2 separate regions of the Homo sapiens genome follow, and region 1 is linked to region 2. A link is a contact called in ENCODE Hi-C data. All regions are on one chromosome and are shown on one strand. Each heading gives the region's core, a stretch centred on a gene start or an enhancer-like site at or near the end of the contact. The rest is flanking DNA. Distances are from core to core; before and after follow the strand shown. Region 1 has its middle 16 kb from the start of SNORA75B. Region 2 holds the start of CPEB2 (cytoplasmic polyadenylation element binding protein 2).

What was found. Hi-C counts contacts between places; a loop is a spot of excess contacts on that map. Pooled maps may share reads with other maps.
Region 1: a map of CD4-positive, alpha-beta memory T cell shows a loop between it and region 2 (13-fold over the local background). The contact joins the enhancer-like site here to the promoter of CPEB2 in region 2. A Hi-C loop is called at or near these places in 3 of 168 maps with a recorded cell type or tissue (CD4-positive, alpha-beta T cell, CD4-positive, alpha-beta memory T cell and naive thymus-derived CD4-positive, alpha-beta T cell) and 8 of 50 pooled maps.

The regions. Positions count from the first base shown.
Region 1 is chr4:17,333,507-17,339,534 of GRCh38, reverse strand. No RefSeq gene overlaps it. Among named protein-coding and RNA genes, the nearest start is that of SNORA75B, 16 kb to the right of the region's middle. Within about 2 kb of position 2,899, at least 6 of the 41 ENCODE cell types and tissues checked have a DNase peak (open chromatin) inside an H3K27ac peak, as active enhancers do.
Region 2 is chr4:14,998,860-15,004,129 of GRCh38, reverse strand. CPEB2 (cytoplasmic polyadenylation element binding protein 2) reads right to left here and starts at 1,649. Exons shown (of 12, transcript NM_001177382.2): 1 at 1-1,649. The coding sequence starts at 1,456. It overlaps CPEB2-DT (CPEB2 divergent transcript), which reads left to right and starts at 2,085. Exons shown (of 8, transcript NR_038857.1): 1 at 2,085-2,192; 2 at 2,405-2,504; 3 at 2,901-2,969. RefSeq lists silencers at 191-400, 501-650, 701-1,010, 1,511-2,370 and an enhancer at 2,611-2,660.

The DNA of each region.
Region 1 (6,028 bases), core at 1,650-4,149, 2.3 Mb before region 2:
CCTGAGTTTTCAGCTTGCCAGTGGCAGGTTGTAAGACTTCTCAGCCTCCATAATCATGTGGGATAATAGCATCTAACACATCTCTTTCTTTTTCTCTTCTTCTGTCTGATTGATTCTGTTTCTCTGAAGAACCCTGACTAATACAGTTATCTTTCCAGCATCTATTGCTACATGCAGTAGATACTGTATTTATTACATTGTTTACTACTTAAGGCAGTCTTCTGAGTTTGGCACAATTGCTGTTATTTAATTAGAGCTGAAGGATCTCAAGTTTAGAGAGATGCTGGGTATTTAGAAAGGTCACATAGTCTCTGGTCTTTCCATTCCTCCATGCCATCCTTCAAGGTACTGGGTGGAGGTAGCAAGAAGAAGGGTTTAGTCTAATGCAGGTACAGAAAACCAAACACTGCATGTTCTCACTTATAAGTAGGAGCTGAACAATGAGAGCACATGGACACAGGGAGGGGAACAACACACACTGGGGCCTGTCAGGTGTGGGGAGTGGGGGAAGGGAGAGCATCAGAATAAATAGCTAATGCATGCGGGGCTTAATATAACCTAAGGTGATGGGTTGATAGGTGCCGCAAACCACCATGACACACGTTTATCTGTTACAAACCTGCACGTCCTACACATGTATCCTGGAACTTAAAATAAAATTAAAAAATAAAAAAAGAAAGGCTTAGTAGGAATCTAGATGATGACCCAGTTCCAAAAACCCTTGCATTTAAAAAAATAGTGTAAGAGTTTGGAGTCAGATAATAATTCTGAAGAGATGGGAGATGATATACACATTAATATGCTGTATAATAAAAAAAGATACTCTGGAATTTAGAAATGCTTTGTAAAGGCCAATTTAGGATTGAAAGTGTTCTGAATTATGATGTGTTGAGGTTCAACAACCAAGAAAGGATGTCATTAAAGGGCATAATAGGTGCAATAGGTGTAAAGATGGCGTGAAACAAAGTAGTTGAGTGGACGGTCCAAGGTGAGATGGCTATAAAATGCCCTCCCTTGGGCTTCACCAGATTGTCACACCTTCTTGCATTTCAGGGCTGCAAACATTCTTGGCCACAAAAGCTCTGTTCTTTGTCATGGATCTGCCGTAACCTGTGGATGAAACTTTGCGTGAGCCCCTGCAAATCTAGTGGATCCACAGAAAAGAAAAGACTAGAAGCCAGCTCCTCAAGGGATGCTTAATGAATTGCCTGGGATGGATTAGGCTGAAACCAGCACATCTGGACAAGTAAGACTGAGGCTGGTCCCATGGCTGGGGCGGCCAGGCATTTTCCTCAGCTAGCAGCATCAGTACACCCCCCACCAAAGAAAGACCATTTCCCCAGTCTCTGTTTTCTGGGATAGTTCTCTGGAAAAACTCATTTAGTTGCTACACCCCATTTCTCTTACTTGCAGAGCCCTGAATTCTCAGGCTCTCTAAGTGTGAGCTTTTGTGGGCCCAGTTTCAATTCATATTGCCTCATTTTCTCAAGTACCCTAGTGGATAAAAGAAGGCTGGGCATGGTAGCTCACGCCTGTAATTCCAGCACTTTGGGAGGCCAAGGCAGGAGGATCACCTGAGGTCAGGAGTTTGAGACCACCTGGCCAACATGGCAAAACGCTGTCTCTGCTAAAAATACAAAAATTAGCCAGGCATGGTGGCATGCGCCTGTAATCCCAGCTAGTTGGGAGGCTGAGGCACGAGAATCACTTGAACCCAGGAGGTGGAGGTTGCAGTGAGCCAAGATCGCACCACTGCACTCCAGCCTGGACAAAAGAGTAAGACTGTGTTTCAAAAAAATATATGTCATTCTGTATAAAATAGATGGCATGGTTTTACTCATTTCCTCACTGATTTCCTCTAGGATGACATATTTGAACACGTTTTGTATGCCTGGCCCTATCCTAGGCACTAGGAGCTCTCAAATTGCTCACGGGAAGCTGACAGCAACCCAAAATGCAATATTAACATTGTAGGAATGAAGAGTATGGACGATAGAATATTACTGTAAAGGAGGGAGAGATTAGATTGGCCTGCAAAGAGCAAGTGAAAGATCATGGAGGTATTTGGACTGGGGCCTTAGATTTACCAAGGGATTCAGGCAGAGGGAGTGGAATAAGGAGGCAAGGGTGCTAAAAGTCATTGCTTCCCAAAGGCTGGCTCATGTAGGATCAAATTGTTGAATGATGAATTTACTTAAAATTCAATTCACTTTCCCCATTCCCCCCAACTTTTTATTTTGAAAAATTTCCACATTGTCTCACTCTCTCACACTCAGTTTTTCTTTTAGCTGAACATTTGTAAACTGCAGACATGATGACACCTCAGCCCAAAATTCCAGCAAAGGTCTCCTATGAATAAGGACAATCTACCCCATAACCACAATACCATCAGTACACCTTTGTGTGTGTGTGTTTTTGCACACTTTTCAGGGGCTTATTATTGTTTAGTCTTTTCAGGATTTTAAAAACAATAAAACAAATTAAACAAGTAGGTTACATTATAACAAAATGCAAAGGCAAAGTGACCGAAGTGTTCAAGAGTAAATAAAACAGAGGGCTATAGGCATAATGAACAACAAGAAAACCCCTTCATTTATGAAATGCTGCAAATTGGCTCTGAGTGAAATGAGCTGGAAACACAAATTACTTTGATGTGGTTTGAGTTCAGGTGTCTCTTGCTGCCAGAGAGCGTGTGAGGCGGATGTGACTCAGAGAGAATGGGTCTCGGGGTTCAGATTTTATCCCCAAGGCAAAGGTGAGAGGAAAGTTTTAAACATGACAGTGACATCATCAGCTATGTGAGAGGTGGCTCTGCATCTCTAGGCGGATGGACGGAGAGGCTGTGGGAAGTGGCAGGCTGGCCGGGCGTGAGGCTTTGGCAGTCGCAGGAGGGAAGATAAAAATGGCCTGAACCAGGGCTCGGGGCCTGGCCAGGAAGGACGTCACTGTGGTGAATCAGAGGAAGCCCACCATCTGCCTCAGGCCCTCTGACCTTCTGGAAAACTACTGAGTTGTGTCAAAATTACAACAATAAACTATGGAGTTCTCAATGGTGCCTTTCCCCCCGTCATGGAGAAAACTAATCATGTTGCTAATTGGCATGCCTCTTATTTTGCATAGACACATTCCTAATAATAAAAATACCTGCAGTGTCCCAGGAATGTGAAATGCCTTCATTTGGTTTGCTTTCACTGCAAAAAATCTAATAATTTTTTTCAGGGTAGAGATGGGTGGTAGTTGACTTAAAGAGTAAGAATATTACCTACCTCAGCACAATTAGCAAATCAGTTATGGTGGGACTAGATATTGACTTTTGCTTTAATTAGGTATCAGGAAAGATACCATTCCTGGAGGCCAGCATATTTTCATTTTTATTCGGATAGCTCTCAAGTGTCTGATGAAGTAAGTAAGAAAATGTCTTGAGGAGAAATGGGTTTGTTAAAGATAACATGTGTGATTTCAAACCTGAAAATGTGTTGTAGATAGACAAGAAAAGGTCCTCCTTCTTTAATTACTACTGCTCGAAATTAACAACACCATCATCAGTGTATTGATTGTGCAGGAAAATGTGTTTACTCATGACATGCTCACAGATGCTCTGTGCTGGGAGTTGGGCTCTTAAGAGGACCTACTTGGGAGGGCAGTGAGATCAGGATTGGGGGTGGGGGCATCCTGGAACTTGCAAGAGCTGCTCCTGGGGTTGGATGTGGAAGAAAGGAGGAACTTGCAGGTCGAGAGGACTGGGAGTGAACGAACAGGTGTCACAGATGCAGAGGCTACACAAAGTCATGGAATCCAACTGGACTCCACGCTGGGGAGTGGGATGTAACAGATAAGGGGAAAGTGGGAGAAACAGGGCAGCCAAGTCAAGAGCATGAGCTGGCTTAGGCCAGTAGAATGCTGACTAGACCACATTGGGTGATTTACCCCGCTTGGGGGTGAGGCTGGGAAGGGGGCACTTACTTGAGGGGTGGTGGTGAAGCAGTTTAGACATTTAAGGGGATTTCCAAAAGGAAACCAAATCATAAACAGAAAATACTTTGACTCAGGTATATAGGCATCATATGTGTGTTCATATTGCACTTCACAGTGATCCCCTTATTTCTGTTTCCTAGAGCTGCTGTAACTGATTACCGCAAACATGGTGGCTGAAAACAAGAGAAATTTATTCTCTTACAATTCTGGGGACCAGAAGTCTGAAAGCAAGAAGTCAGCAGGGGTGGTCCCCCAGGCGGTTCCGGGGAAGAGTCCGTCCTTGCCTCTCTCTTAGCTTCCGGCGGCTCTGACCATCCTTAGTGATCCTTGGCTTGTGGACGGATCGCTCCAGTCTCTGCCTCTGTCTGCACAAGGCTTTATCCCTGTGTGTCTGTCTGTGTCTGTGTGTCTGAAAGGTCCCTGTTCCTTTCTCTCACCATCCTTGAATTTAGAGCCTGTTGTAAATCCAGCATGATCACATGCCGAGATCCTTAATTACACCTGCAAAATCCTATTTCCAAATAAGGTCACATTCACAGATACTGAATGGGGGTGGGGTGGGTGGAGGTGGGGAGGCTTAGGACTTGGACATAGCTTTTTGAGGCCCCTGTTCACCCCTGTTACCAAGTGTATTAGTCTGTTCTCACATTGCTATAGAGAACTATCTGAGACTGGGTAATTTATAAAGAAAAGAGGTTTAATTGACTCACAGTTACACAGGGTGTACAAGAAGCAAGGCCAGGTAGGCCTCAGGAAACTTAACAATCATGGCAGAAAGCAAAGGGTAAGCCGGCACATCCTACATGGCTGGAGCGGGAGGAAGAGAGAGAGAATGGGGAGGTGCTACATACTTTCAAACAACCAGATCTCATGAGAACTTACTCACAAGACAGCACTAGGGGAATGGTGCTAAACCACTAGAAACCACCCTTGTGATCCAATCATCTCCCACCAGGCCCCACCTCCAGTACTTGGGATCACAATTCAACATGAGATTTGGTTGGGGACACAGAACCAAACCCTATTGCCAGGAGTAAGAATAAGATACTGTACTACTTATCCATCTTGTGCTCTAGACTCTGCAAGGAGAAAACTGAAAAGGATGAAAAAGACACAGAATGTGCCCACAAGTTGCTCATACTCTAGTGGCAGGGAGGCAGGCAGGCCCTACAGTCCAGTGTGGGACTGGGCAGTAGTGTGGCCAGGGGCAGGAAAAAATGAGTAAATTTGCTATGAGACCCCAAGTCAGGAGGGTACCAATCTTAGCCTGGGGTCAGGCTGGGCTGGGCTGGAAAGTGTTCCTGGAGGAGATGCTGGCAGTAAAGAACAGAACAGGGTGTGAAAGGTGGGGAGAGGCTTTCCAGATGGAAGATACAGCCTATGCACAGGTGCAGTCAGAGGCAAGGGGAAGAGAGCACGGTGCAGGTCGGAGCCATGGGTCTGAATGGAAAGCAGAGTCTGAGGCAGGATGGAGGGAAATGGGGCAATGAGGTAGGGAGGGCTCCAGGCACCAAGAGCCCGGCATATCAAGGCAGGAATTGGGACCTTGCCTTTAGAGCAGTGAGAAATCATGAAAGTGCCTTGAAAACTACCAATTATTCTAGAAATGTGAATAAATGTGACTAACACTTTTTGCTGTATGCTGGACATTTGTACTTAGTAAAAGGAATTATTTGCAAGAAATATAATTTTGGCACTAGAAGGAAAATATGAATGCTTTGGTATTGCTAAAATTACTTTTTTGAGCCAGCCCGACATTAAATTTGAAAAGAAAAATATTTAAGAAGAATGACTGAAAATGAGCCCCATCTCCTGGTAGGAGAGAAAATGCGGGAAGGCTGACTAGCAGAATGGCAGTTGTGGTTCTGTTCAAATAGGACAGGGGCACCAGGACAGTGACTATCCCCAGGAGATCTCCAAGGAGATCAAAGCAAGGAGTAAGGTAGGGCCCCAGCCTGGAGAAGCACAGGGCCCTAGACAGGGCAACTGGACAGTTAGGAAGAGAGATTCAAGCTCAAGCCTCATCGTTGGGCTGGATCAAGGTGCCAGGCTG
Region 2 (5,270 bases), core at 400-2,899:
CGCCGCCGCCGCCGCTCGTCGGAACGCTGAGCCCAGTGCAGCCGTGCGGCGACACGGGCGAGAAGCTAGGGAAGAAGGCCGGGTTCATGGACGACGGCAGCCCGGGGTAGAAGCCGTTCTCTGAGTCGGGGCTGGGCGGCGGCATGGCGCTGAGCGAGCCGCCGCTGCCGCCGCCCGGGGTGGTGGCAGACGAGCCGGGCGGCTGCGGCTGCGGCTGGGGCGGCTGCTGGGGTGGCGGCGGCTGCTGCTGCGGCTGGGTCGGCGGCGGCTGCTGGGGCTGGGGTGGCGGCGACGCGGTCTGCACCGACCAGGGGGTGCCGAAGCCGGGCAGCGGCGGCGGCGACGCGGAGCCGCCTCCCCCTCCGCCTCCTGGGGGCCCCCCGCCCCCGCCGCCGCCGCCGCCGCCCGGGTGTGGAAGGTCCGGGCTCTGCAGGCTGCTGAAGGCGCCCGCGCCAAGCGCACCTCCGGGCAGGAGGTTACTGGGACTGTTGAGCAGAGGGTGGTTGGGGGACTCCATGGAGCCCGGCGCGGGGTTCACCGGCGTCGAGGAGGCCAAGCCCGCATTGGGGGACTCGGCGGCGCTGCCCTCGCCCGCGGCTGGGGTCTTGCGAGGGCTGCCCGCGCCTCCGTGGCGGCGCCGCGGGGCTGCAGGCGGCGAGGGAGGGAGCTGCGGGAGCGGGGGCAGGTCTGCCGGACGCTGCCGCGGGGCGAAGTCCTGCGGCGAGAGGTGCTGCTGATGCAGGAGGCTGAACTGCTGCGGCGGCTGTTGCTGCTGGCGCTGAGCGAGCTGCGCCGGCTGGAGGAGCGGGCCGGCTGGCGGCGGCGGCGGGCTGAACCGACCGGGGCAGTGGAGCGGCGGAGGCGGCGGCGGCGGCTTCGAGTCCGGAGGGTGGGGAAGGTGGGGAGGGCTGAACTCTTTCCTCTTCTGGCTGCTCAGCTGCTGCTGCTGCCGCTTACTGAAGTCCTGCGGGGAGGAGGTGCGGCAGCAGCAGCAGGAGGAGGCGGAGGAGGAGGAGGGGTGGTGCAGACTCGGTTTGAAGTCCTGGGAGGGGAGGAGGTGGGTCACACCCGCGATCGTGCCGCCGCCGGGGTGGTGGTCGGGGAGTTTCTCCGTGGCCGCCGCCCCCGAAAGCGGCCGCGCCGGCTGCTGTGTCAGCCCCAGAAGCAGCTCATCCTGCATGGTCTGCTGATGCGCCAGGAACGGGGAGGAAGAGGAAGCGGCGGCGGCCGGGCTGCCCGCGCCGCCGCCGAGGGGGACGGAGAAGGGGGAGGCGGCCTCTAAGAAGCCGGTGACAGGCAACGGTGGTGGCGACAGTGGGCCGAAGGGCGTGGCGGAGGGCAGCGGGTTGACGGACCCCACGGCGTAAGGACCATACGCCTCGCCGCAGAACAGGGGCCCAGGACTGCTACTTCGGAGCGGGGCGGTCTGCAGCACCCCAAACCCGAAATCCCTCATTTATCAGGCCGCCGGCAGCGGGAGGAGACGCTCCTCGTCCCCTGCCCCACCTAGGAAGCCGCCGGCGCTGGGGTTGCGCGGCCGTGGTGGAAGGAGGGGGAGTCAGTGAGAGAGGGACACCGTGACTGAGCCAGGGGGCACCGACTTCGGCCCCACCACCCCTCGCGGCGATCGCCGCCGCCGCCGCCGTCGCAGTCGCCGTAGCCGCCCTGGCCGCTTAAGAACCCCGGAACGTGCGTCAGCGCCACCTCACAATCGCGCCGCCCCCCGCGGTGCGTCCCGGCACGCGCGGGCGCGAGGCCACCGCGTCCCCGTCGCCCCTCCCCGCCCCTCATTACTATGCAGACGCAGCCGAGGGCGCGCTCGCGCTCCCGGGAGGGCGGGAGCGAGCGGCGTGTCCCGTTGGGTCTCTCCGCTCCCGGGGAAATGGACAGGCCGGTTGGGGTGGGGGTCGGCTGGCAAACAGTGGTCGGGAGCATTGGGCGGGCGCGCGCACGAGGGCAAGCACGCGCGGGAGGGAGGGACGGTTCCTGGGCAACGGCCCCTCCTTGGCGCGGGATCCGCGCAGAGTCTGCCTGGGTCGCACGCGTCTCCGCCCCTCGCGGTGCCTCCTCCTTCCTGTCACCTCGGTTCCGCCCTGGGTGGGGAGAAGCCCTGCTGCACCACTCGGGCTTCCCAGAGCGGGGCTGGCCCGCGGGGGAAACTGAGGCCCGGGACCCCGACCGGCGCCTGCACTGTGCGACCCGCGTAGAAATAGGCGCCCGAGGGGCCCCCAGCGCAACGCGGGAGCCCGGCCCAGCCCGGGGGTCCTGTGGTGAACTAGCGTCTGGGCTCTGCCGGCTTGAAGTCCGCTGAGCGCCTCGCCGCGCACCTCTAGACCCCGAGTCCCCGATCTAGGGCCTCCTTGTAGCCCTAGGTAGCGCCCTCTAAGCTTGTTTCTGTTTTTAGGCGCTGGTAGGAGTGCTGTCACCGACGTCGTAGAGCCGCCGAGGGTGTTTCTGTAGGGTAAACATGAAGCCTCGGCTATATTCCAGGCATTTTCACTTGGGTAAGAAGGAACAAAGTCCCTGGAACAAACACGCTCCGCGTGGTTATTTACACACTCGGATGCGTGGAACGGGTTCCACGGCGAGCTCCCATAGTAACCCCGGGCCAGCTCCGCTTCATAAAAGCCTTTCGTGTGCCATCAGGGCTGCAGCGTGGGACTCCTCCCCACCACATTCATTCCGGCGTCCCCGCCCCTTCCCCCCAGGGAGACTCTAATTTATTCCTAAGCTTTATGAATTTTCAAGGGAGAAATAGTTCTTACATCAGGGAAAAAAGGAGGTTCTGACTCAGCAGCAGACTTGTTGAGACTTGCAAAATGGAAGGGAGAGAGCTTTCCATGGTAGAGCTCTTTAGAAGCATTAGAGGAGGAACTAATCCTGTGTTTCCTTTTGTATAGAAACATTTTACATAAAGTATTTGAAGGTCTAGATAAAGAATAACAGAGTGATCCATACTACATGATGAGGTGAACTTTATGTTTCTGTTTTGTAATTTTAACTGTTTTGCTTGATGCTTAGAGAAATGAAACTATTAAATGAATCCTAGAATATAGACTCAAACCCCCAAAGCAATAGAAGGTGGATTCAGACTTTACTTGATTTTGGTTTACAAGTGAACTAAGATTAAATATTTAATTTTATAAATTAGCATACTCTTACTGATGTAGGCAGAGTGTACATTTTTATAAGTCCTCATTCTCTATTTGAATTCTACTTCTGTTCAGTGTCTCAAATTTATATAAATCGAAATAAACATGGTAGAAAGAGAGCAACATTGCCCCAGGGAACTATACTTCATGTATAATGTTTATCTCTGCTATCCTGTCCAATGAACCAAGTTTTATGTTGCCTTTACAATAAGGAAAAAGTACTTTTTAAAAAACTCAAATGGTTCAGAATTTGGTCAGGTGAATAGAAAATTGGTTCAACTTATTAATCTCAAAATCATTTTTAACAGTCAGGCAAAATGTAGAACTGGAGAAGTATTTTTATTCTAAATTACAATGTCTAGAAAATAACCTGAGCTCAGAATTTAAAATATAAATGGTTATTTTCAGAGTATATATTGACATATTAAATATTCATTTTTTAAAAGGTATTGTGCAGGAAAAAAAACTACTTCTGCAACTAAGGAATGTAAAGTCTTAACAACGGATGATTTTTTTCCAAGTACAGTTGTATTTGATTGGAATCATTTGCAGATCCAACAACAAATCTTGAAATAGGGGGAAAATACAGGTATAAACCTTAGCTCAATTATCCACTAACACCGCAGTTAGTAAAGAGGAGAGAGCACATACTTTTAAAAGCTAACTGGTGCCTTTCTGGGCTAGAGTTTTGAACAAAAACAAGATTTCTTAGTGCTCTGGTACTAGTTTTGTCTTAGAGGATTTAGAGCTCTCTGAAACGGGGAAAAGCCATCAAGTTTGTTATTACATAATAATGTCAAACTTCATATTAAATACACCAAATTCCAAATCCTGCCAGGGCCTCTACTCACTACTTTTGTGAGGGCCCCATTTTTTTAGAGCAGAAAGTTACTTTCTGACATCTTGTAAGCTGGTGATCTTGCCCTTATTGAAAATATTCAAATGAAAAGGTTTCCTAGGGTGGAGAGTGGAGTGGGGTAGGGAGAAGGAGCAGCAAATACTGAGGAGGGACTATGGTCCTCTAGCAGTTTCCATGCCAAGATCTTATGAGTCCATTCAATGATTTTTTTGGTTTTTTACATGAAAATATTTTGACTCATGATCATTAACTAGGACCTTGACTTTGTATTTGACAGTCCCTTATTCATTTACTCCCACTGTCCTGGGCAAGTATTTTTAAAAGTATTTTTGCTACAACCCAATATATGTGCAAGTACACACTCATGCAACTGAAATAAAGCTGCTATTAAGCAATTCTTTTAATAATGCAACAAACTCCTTTTTATAATTCTATTTTCATTTTAAAATCACGTTTGATCTCAAATTACAAAGTTGGTTTTAACACCCTCTATCAGATTATGAACTGAAAAACCACTGTCCTAGACCATTTCAAACATTCTGCTCAATCTGAAAACCTCTTGTCACATCTCTCCTACATGCATCTGCTAGCATGTAGCACTCTCAGCTGCTGAGCTACATGCTTATTTCACTGAGAAAAAAGAAGCAACCACAGGAAAACTTCCACAGTCTCCCTGCATCTGTCCCTGCACACCTTGCCTTCCCTCTCGATACAATGGATGGCCCATCTGCCCATACTCCTGTCTAAGGCCAGCCTCTCCACTGGCGGAGCAGATCCTACCTCTAACCTACTCAAGACATGGGCTCCAACAGTTTTCTCTCTCTGTCCTTCATCATGACCTCTTTCCTCTCCAGGAAACACTTCCATGTGCACAAAAACTTGCTTTACTAGTTCTCACCTTTGAAAAGTAAAGCCAAAACCTTTTGACCTTATATTCTCCCTCCTTTAGCTACTGCCTTCTTTTTCTGCTTTTACATTGCCTGAACGACTTGCCCATTTGACTGAGTGTCTCATAGATACCTCAAATTAAACACGTCAAAAATTAAACTCCCTGCCTCACTAGGCCCAATCCCTGTGGCGCTCCATTGTTCTGGTTGCTCAGGCCAAAAACCCTGGAGTCATTCTTCACTTCAATCCACTTCTGTCCTTCTTGCATCATATCCAAGCCATCAGAACATGTTGCTTGTCCTACCTTTAAATTACTGGCATAACCTAGAGATACCGTGGGTTTTGTTCCAGATTACCACAATAAAGCAAAT